Linked DNA regions of Homo sapiens: region 2 is linked to region 1. A link is a loop called in an ENCODE intact Hi-C map of the cell type or tissue named here. Cell type or tissue: MCF 10A. All regions are shown on one strand. Each heading gives the region's core, and the rest is flanking DNA. Links, peaks and the distances in the headings are about the cores only. Region 1 overlaps PODXL2 (podocalyxin like 2). Region 2 has its middle 10 kb from the start of RUVBL1.

What was found. A loop is a pair of places that touch in the nucleus more often than their neighbours do. Peaks named below come from ENCODE experiments on the same cell type or tissue, not always from the same donor. Only the 100,000 strongest peaks of a DNase experiment are listed, where the experiment ranks them.
Region 2: a loop joins it to region 1, with 5 times the contacts of the local background. A loop is called at or near these places in 11 of 110 quality-filtered maps.

What each region holds. Positions count from the first base shown.
Region 1 is chr3:127,649,897-127,654,282 of GRCh38, forward strand. All of the region lies in intron 2 of PODXL2 (podocalyxin like 2), which reads left to right. Among named protein-coding and RNA genes, the nearest start is that of ABTB1, 21 kb to the right of the region's middle. In MCF 10A, for the core only: a CTCF peak has its summit at 2,448 (motif pointing right); a DNase peak (open chromatin) is centred at 2,455.
Region 2 is chr3:128,131,810-128,136,195 of GRCh38, forward strand. It overlaps a transcript of RUVBL1 not described here. Among named protein-coding and RNA genes, the nearest start is that of RUVBL1, 10 kb to the left of the region's middle. RefSeq lists a silencer at 1,657-1,951. In MCF 10A, for the core only: a CTCF peak has its summit at 1,882 (motif pointing left); a DNase peak (open chromatin) is centred at 1,892.

The sequences.
Region 1 (4,386 bases), core at 164-4,163:
GCTGCACTCCAGCCTGGACACCAGAACAAGACTTTGTCTTAAATAAAAAAGTAGTTTTAAGTTATACTAAAACGTCTTCCCTTGCACCTCTGTTTTAGACATATTTATTTTTAATTTTGAGTGTTTTTATATTAACACTCAGTTGGATAACTGACTTGAGAGTTGTAGTGAGGGGACAATTTTCAGTGACTTGACATTAACCTAAAGGGACATTTAAAGTGATCTTTCAAGGGCTCTGGCCCTTATGCCTGTTTTAATTCTGTCTCTTGAATAGAAGAATCAGTTCATTGATATTTCAGCCTGTGCTGAAGTTCATCCCTGGGATTATGGCTGCCCTGAGAGATAGAAGTAAAGTCCAGAGTGACTTCGATAAACTGGGGAAAGAAACCTATACAGAACTGTGATGAAATATAGGAGGGAAAAATGATCTATTTAGGGAACAAAGCCAGCACCATAATGAGTTTAAAAGAAAGCGGAGAAATAAGGCCTAGGGGACCCAGGCCTGGGGCTTCATCAGGGTGAGCTGGAGCTGCATCTGAGCCAGCACCAACCCATCACAGGGGGCGCGGGAGAGCTCAGCTTACCAGCTGTGATAAATGACAGTAGTGCCACTGGAGTGGAGAAACCCCTTTACATTTTGCATCAATTAGTCTCAAGTTAGTGAATCTTGTTCAGTTTTCAATAGTTCATTCAGCAAATATTTACTGTGTACCCCCTGTGCTGATTTTGTAACACTCTTTTTTGTTTTTTGTTTGTTTTTTTTGTTGTTGTCGTTGTTGTGACGGAGTCTTGCTCTGTCGCCCAGGCTGGAGTGCAGTGGTGCGATCTCGGCTCACTGCAAGCCCCGCCTCCTGGGTTCACACCATTCTCCTGCCTCAGCCTCCTGAGTAGCTGGGACTACAGGCACCCACCACCACACCCAGCTAATTTTTTTTTGTATTTTTAGTAGAGACGGGGTTTCACCGTTTTAGCCAGGATGGTCTCCATCTCCTGACCTCGTGATCCACCCACCTCAGCCTCCCAAAGTGCTGGGATTACAGGCGTGAGCCACCGCGCCCAGCTGTAATACTCCTAAAACTGTGGTGAGGCTGGGTGCGATGGCTCACACCCGTAATCCCAACGCTTCGGGAGGCCGAGACGGGTGGATCACCTGAGGTCAGGAGTTCAAGACCAGCCTGACCAACATGGTGAAACCCCATCTCTACTAAAATACGAAAATTAGCCAGATGTGGTTGCGGGCACTTTAATCCCAGCTACTCGGGAGGCTGAGGCAGGAGAATCGCCTGAACCCAGGAGGCGGAGGTTGCAGTGAGTTGAGATCGTGCCATTGCACTCCAGCCTGGGCGACAGACTAAGACTCCATCTCAAAACAAACAAACAAAAAACACCAGGGTGAATCCAGAGTTTTCACAAGAGAAGGATGAAAACAGAAAGGTTGAGAATAAAGAATAATTACAGTTGTTTAGCCCCAGGAAAAGAAGCTAGGTTTAGGGGCAACTAAGAGACTATGTACATTGTTTCCTCTGAAGGCGGTGCTAGCAGGTGCTGCTCACTTACCAGATGAAACAGAGATGGACTTGAGTTGTAAAGGAACCATCACAGCTGGGTTTAGGCAAATGGGGGTGTAGGGGTAAGTCAATAACACAGAAATGCCTCTCTAAAGAGACCCAGCCATATTCTTGAAGATAATTGCCAGCCCATCTTCTCTAGACTCACCAGTGCCTGCCAGAGGGCTGAGGCCTCGTCAGGTAGCCTCCTGTGGTCCCTTCCCGTGTTAGGACCCTGACCCTAACCACGGATACACCTGCCGTGAGCTGGGCTGTGTGGATGCTGAGAGGAGCAGAGAACATGGAGTGTGACAGAAGGAAAGTGTGCCTTCTGTGGGCTGGGTGTTTTGCATTCCTGATGCCACTTCATCTTTGTAACAACCTGAGGTATTAGCCTCACATCATGGAGAGGTGGGTGTGTGGCACACAGAGGCAAGTGGCCACCCAGAATTCCAGCCCATGCCTCCAGAACCCTGAAGCTTGGCCTGGGGCTCTTAACGCCAGCCACTCTTGTGATTCAAGCCCAGCTTTAAGGAGGTTGGCTGCGGCCACAAAGGTACGGGCAGACTGGGGAGAGGTCATGATTCTGCTTGTCAGCTTGCTCCTGTCCAGCATCCCAAGCCAAGCCCGGGTGCTGGACTAAATGACCAGGATGTGTCAAAAGACACTGGCTTTAACCACACAAGAGTCTAAGAGTCTTACAACTTTACAACTGTGACAAGTCTAGCATCACAACTTAGAGCAAGAATCCTCCTCTCCTGGGCTCCCTCATGTGGAAAAGGCGAGAGATGGGCCCTTTGCTCTTGCAGGGCCTCTGTCTACCTGTAAAATCCCTGAGTCTGGGATTTGGAGACCCAACTGTTCTGAGGGCTCTGGGGAACATGTGGTTTCTGTTTAGAGCCACCAGGGGGGGCTGTGACTTCACAGTGCCATTCCCAGCAGTTCTGGGAGGGTCGGGAGCCCAGGAGCCTAAGTGTTATCCTGCAATCAATCCAGGAGGTCCTCCAGGGCTCTCCTGTGCAACGAGGGGGTCTGCCCCAGGTGTCTTCTGAGCTGCAGCTTAGACATTCGTGGCCTCCCATGCTCCGAGGCCCAGCCCGAGCCTCTCCCTGGAGGGCTTGAGCCTTGGATGACCTTTCTCATCCTTCAGTGCCCCAGCTCTTCCTGAGGACAGGGATGAATCCATGGAGCCAGCCCTTAGACTTCCACGTGTCTCCAGTGTGTCTCCCGGGCGGCTCGGCTTCCTCACACCTGTGTCCAGGTGTGGGGCTCTAGAGGTACACCTTGGTCCCAGACACGCTTTTGGGGTTTGGCTACAAACTAAAAGGGCTTCGTGGAGGGACCCTTCTCCTGAGCCTGAAGTGGATGGGGTAGGAAGGGATTCCCTGGAGCGCTCAGCTGGTCAGACCCTCCCTCTGGAATCAGAGCTGTCCACGGCAGCAGGGCTGAGGGTGTGGGCATCAAGGACTTGCCCTGGGTCACTGAGGGCAGGCTGGGAGGGCAGGTAGCCCTGTCATGTGTCCCCTCTCTCCTCCCTCTCCTCTTGCCTCTCCCCTCTCTTTACTCTCCTCATCTTCATCTCCCTCCTTTTCCTGCTCAGCTTCACTTCTTTGTTTCTCTTCTTCCATTCCCAATTTGATCCTTTTTCACCTCCAAAGTGCCTGCTGAGGCTTCCTCTCCCCTCTCAATGCAGCGAGTCCCTAGAAGCCTGATCTGTATTCCTTGGACACCTGAGTGGGAAAAGCACCTTCCTCCCTGTCTCTCAAAACTGTCTCACCTGCTTCAGGGCGGTGTGGCTCCTTCCTGCCACAGGGCTCTGCGCTCTCAGCCAGGATAGCCTGCCCTGTCCCTTGCCATGTTTCTATTCCCCTCTTGACAGCTCAAGCATGTTCGCTGACCTGTAGTGAAAGTCAGTGTCTCAGGCCGGGTGCAGGGGCTCTCTCCTGTAAGCCCAGTACTTTGGGAGGCCAAGGCAGGCAGATCACGAGGTCAAGAGATCAAGACCAGCCTGGCCAACAAGGTGAAACCCCGTCTCTACTAAAAATACAAAAAATTAGCTGGGCGTGGTGGCGTGTGCCTATAGTCCCAGCTACTCAGGAGGCTGAGGCAGGAGAATTGCTTGAACCCAGGAGGCGGAGGTTTCAGTCAGCCAAGATCGTGCCAATGCACTCCAGCCTCGGTGACAGAGTGAGACTCCATCTCAAAAAAGAAAAAAAAAAAAAGAGAGAAAGTGTCTCTCACATGTGCACGCTCTCTCTGTTACTCCTTATTTTAAAAAATTTTCAATTTACAGAAAAGTTGCAAGAATAATTCCGTCCACCCCTTGCTCGGACTCCCCCATTATTAACACTTTGCCGCAGTTGCTGTATCAGTGTGTATGTGTACATGTATGGATATGGAGATGCAGATCTGTACTTCTTGCTAAACCATTTAATGGTAAGTTGCAGACATGATGCTCCTTTGCTCCAAATACTTCAGTGTGCATTTCTTAGGAACAAAGCATTCTCCTAAAAACCACAGCAGGATGATCAAAATCAGGAAATTAACACTGATACAATATGCTTCTGTAATTACAAACTTTATTCAAACTTTGCCAGTTTTCCCAGTAGTGTCTTTTATAGCAAAAGAAAAAAAGAGCAGGGTTTCATAGTCCACTATCCGGTCCAGAATCACGTACTGCATTTAGTCCGCATGTCTCTTTTGTCTCTTTTTTATTCTGGAAAACCCTCTAATCTTTCTTTGTCTTTCATGACCTTGACATTGTTGGAGTGCAGGCCAGTTATTTTGTAGATTGCCCCTCAATTTCAGTTTGTCTCAAATTTCCCCATGGTCAGATTCA
Region 2 (4,386 bases), core at 64-4,063, 480 kb after region 1:
GCCTATGAGAGGGAGGCGGAGCAAGATGGCCAAATGCACCCTCCAGAAATTGCCCCCACCTGCCGCCAGCAGGAAACCAAATTGAAAAACTATCCACACAAGAAGGCACCTTCATAAGAACCAAAAATCAGGTGAGCAGTCACAGTCCCTGGTTTTAACATCACATCAAAGAAAGAGGCACTAAAGAGAGTAGGAAAGACAGTCTTGACTCACCTGCACTACCCCTCTCTCATCCCCTGCCTGAGGCCTCATGGCACAGAGAGAGAATCTATGTACTTGGCAGAGAGATTATGGGACTTTGTACTGGAACTCAGTGCTGCCCTGTCACAGCAGAAAGCAACACAAGGCAGAATTCAACCAGCACCCACGGAGAGAGCATTTAGACAAGCCCTAGCCAGAGGGGAATCATCCATCCCAGTGGTCAGAAACTGAGTTCCGGCCAGCCTCATCACCGCAGGCTAAAGTGCTCTGGGGTTCTACAGAAACTTGGAAGGCAGTGTAGGCCACAAGGACTGCAATTCCTGGGCAAATCTTGGTGCTCTGCTAGGCTTGGAGCCAGTGAACGTGGGGTGCATGTGACCTAGCAAGACAATACCCAGGGCAATCAAGGGAGTGCTTGCATCACCACTCCCCCAAAGCCAGGCAGCGCAGCTTGCAGCTCCCGGAGAGACTCCTTCCTTCTGCTTGAGGAGAGCAGAGAGGAGAGTAAAGGGGACTTTGTCTTGCAACTTGGATACTAGCTTAGCCACAGTAGAATGGGGCAGCAGGTAGAGTCCTGAGGCCCTTATTTCAGGCTCTAGCTCCCAGACGACATTTCTAGACACACCCTGGGACAAAAGAGAATGCAGCGTCTTGAAGGAGGAAAACCCAGACTTGGCAGGATTCATCATCTGCTGAGTAGAGTGCATGGGCCTTGAATAAACATCAGTGGTAGCCAGACAGTATTTACCACGAGCCTTGGGTGAGACCCAGTGCCATGCTGGCTTCAGGTGAACCAGCACATTCCCAGTTGTGATGGCCACAGAAAGAAACCCTTTCTGTTTGAAGAAAGGAAAGAATAAAAGGGACTTTGTCTTGCAACTTGGACACCACCTCAGCCACAGTGGGGTAGAGCACCGAGTGGTCTTTTGGGTTTCCCAATTCCAGGCCTTAGCTCCTGGGTGACATTTTTGGACTTGCCTTGGGCCAGAGGGGAGCCTACTGCCCTGAAGGGAGAGACCCAGGCCCAGCAGTATTCAACACAACTTGAAGAGAGAGCCCTTGGATCTTGAGTGAGCATCAGCGGTAGCCAGGCAGTTCTTGCTATAGGCCTGGGTTGGTTGTGACCACAGGGAGAGTTCTTCTGCATGAGGAAAAGGGAGGGAAGAGTGGAAAGGACTTTGTATTGCGGTTTGGGCACCAGCTCGGCTACAGTAGACTAGAGCACCAAATGGATTCCTAAGGTTTCTGACTCCAGGCCCCAGCTCCTGGATGGCATTTCTGGACCTGCCGTGGGCTGGGGGATGAGCTTGTCACTCTGAGGGAAGGACATAAGCCTGGCTAGATTCACCAGATGCTGATTTTAGAGCTTTCAGGCCTTAAGTGAACATTGGCAGTAGCCAGGCAGTGGTCACCATGGCCCTTGGGTGAGACACAGTATTGGGCTGGGTTTGGGTCTGACCCAACAAAGTCCCAGTGGTGTTGCTACAGAGGTGCTTGTATCATCCCTCCCCCAGCTTCAGACAGCTTATCAGAGAGACTCTGTTTGTTCCTGGGAAAGTACGGGAAGAGAACAAGAGTCTCTGTCTGGTAATCCAGGGAATTCTCCCAGATCTTACCCAAGACCACCAAGGTAGCACCTCTATGCAGCTGAAAGTCACAGCTTTATTGGGCTTGGGGTGCCCCCTAGTGCAGATACAGCTGCAGTGACCAAAGACAGATTACAACACTCAATTCCCTTTGAATGCTTGGCAAGGCTTCCCAAGAAGGATGGGTACAAACAAGCTCAGACTGCAAAGACTGTAATAAATACCTAACTCTTCAATGCCCAGATATTGACAAATATCCACATCATCAAGGCTATCCGTGAAAACATGACCTCACCAAACAAATGAAATAAGGCACCAGTGATCAATCCTGAAGTGACAGATATGTGACCTTTTAGACAGACAATTCAAAATAGCTCTTTTGAGGAAGCGCAACGAAATTCAAGATAATGCAGAGAAGGAATTCAGAATCCTATCAGATAAATTTAACAAAGAGATTGAAATAATTAAAAATAATCAAGCAGAACTTCTGGAGCTGAAAAATTCAGTTGATATACAAAGCATGCATCAGTCCACAGCAGAACTGATCAAGCAGAAGCATTAGTGAGCTTGAAGACAAGCTATTTGGCCAGGCGTAGTGGCTTATGTCTGTAATCCCAGCACTTTGGGAGGCCGAGGTAGGCAGATCACTTGAGGTCAGGAGTTTGAGACCAGCCTGGCCAACAAAGTGAAACCCCTTCTCTACTAAAAATACAAATGTTACCTGGGCGCGGTGGTAGGCGCCTGTAATCCAGCTACTCAGGAGGCTGAGGCAGGAGAATCACCTGAACCTGGGAGGCAGAGGTTGCAGTAAGCAGAGATCATGCCACTGCACTCCAGCCTGGGCAACAAGAGTGAAACTGTCAAAAAAAAAAAAAAAAAAGACAGGCTATTTGAAAATACACAGAGGTGGCCAGGCATGGTGGCTCATGCCTGTAATCCCAGCACTTTGGGAGGCCAAGGGTGGCAGACCAAGTGAAGCCAGAAGTTCGAGACCAGCCTGGGCAACATGGTGAAACCCCATCTCTACAAAAAATAAAAATAAAAATAACAATAAATGAGCTGGGTGTGGTGGCACATGTCTGTAGTCCCAGCTACTTGGGAGGCTGAAGTGAGAGAATCAATTGAGCCTGGGAGGTCAAGGCAGCAGTGAGCTGTGATTGCACCACCGCACTCCAGCCTGGGTGAGAAACTTTGTCTAAAAAAAAAAAGAAGAGGAAGATGAAAAGGAAAATAAAATGCAAAGAGGGGAAAAATTTAAAAAAAAGAATGAAGCATGTCTACTAAATCTAGCAAATAGCCTCAAAAGGGTAAATCTAAGAGTTATTGGCCTTAAAAGAAAGTAGAAAGAAAGATCAGGGTAGACAGTTTATTCAAAGGGATAATAAACAGAACTTTCCAAACCTAGAGGAAAAAAAATTAATATTCAAGTATAAGAAGGTTATAGAACACCAGATATAACCCAAATAAGACTATATCTAGACATTTAATAATCAAACTTCCAAAGGTCAAGAATAAGGAAAGACTCCTAAAAGCAGCAAGAGAAAAGAAACAAATAACATACAAAGGAGCTCCAATATATCTGGCAGCAGACTTCTCAGTGGGAACCTTACAGGCCTGGAAAGAGTGGCATGACATATTGAAAGTGCTAAAGGAAGGCTGGGCATGGTGGCTCATGCCTGTAATCCCAGCACTTTGGGAGGCCGAGGCGGGTGGATCACCTGATGTCAGGAGTTCGAGACCAGCCTGGCAAATAGGGTGAAACCTCATATCTATTAAAAGAACAAAAATTAGCCAGGTGTGGCGGCATGCACCTGTAGTCCCAGCTACTTAGGAGGCTGAAGCAGGAGAATCGCTTGAACCCAGGAGGCGGAAGTTGTAGTAAGCCAAGATTGTGCCATTGCACTCCAGCCTGGGCTACAGAGCAAGACTCCATCTCAAAATAAGTAAATAAATAAATAAACTGCTGAAGAAAAAATATTTTATACTAGGATAGCATACCCAGCAAAAATATACTTCAAACATAAAAGAGAAATAAAGACTTTCTTAGACAAACAAGGGCTGAGGGATTTAATCAACACCAGACTTGTCCTACAAGAAATGCTAAAGTGAATTCTTCAGTCTGAAAGAAAAGGATGTTAATGAGCAATAAGAAATCACCTGAAGGTGCAAAACTCATTGGTAATAGTACGTACACAGACAACCACAGAGTAGTGTAGCACTGTAATTGTGGTGTGTAAACTATTCGTATCTTAAGAAGAAAGAATAAAAGATGAACTTATCAAAAATAATAACTACAATAACTTTTCAAGACATGACAGTATAATAAGATATATATCATAGAAACAACAAAAAGTTAAAAAGCAGGGGGATGAAGTTAAACTGTAGAATTTTTAATTAGTTTTCTCTTTGTTCTTTTTTTTGGCAATTAGTGTTAAGTTGTCATTAGTTGAAAATAAACTATGCAGATGTTATTTGCAAGCCTCATGGTAACCACAAATTAAAAAACCTACAACGCATGCACAAAAAATAGAAAGCAAGAAATTTAAAGATACCACCAGAGAAAATCACCATCACAAAAAGGAAAACAGGAAGGAAGGAA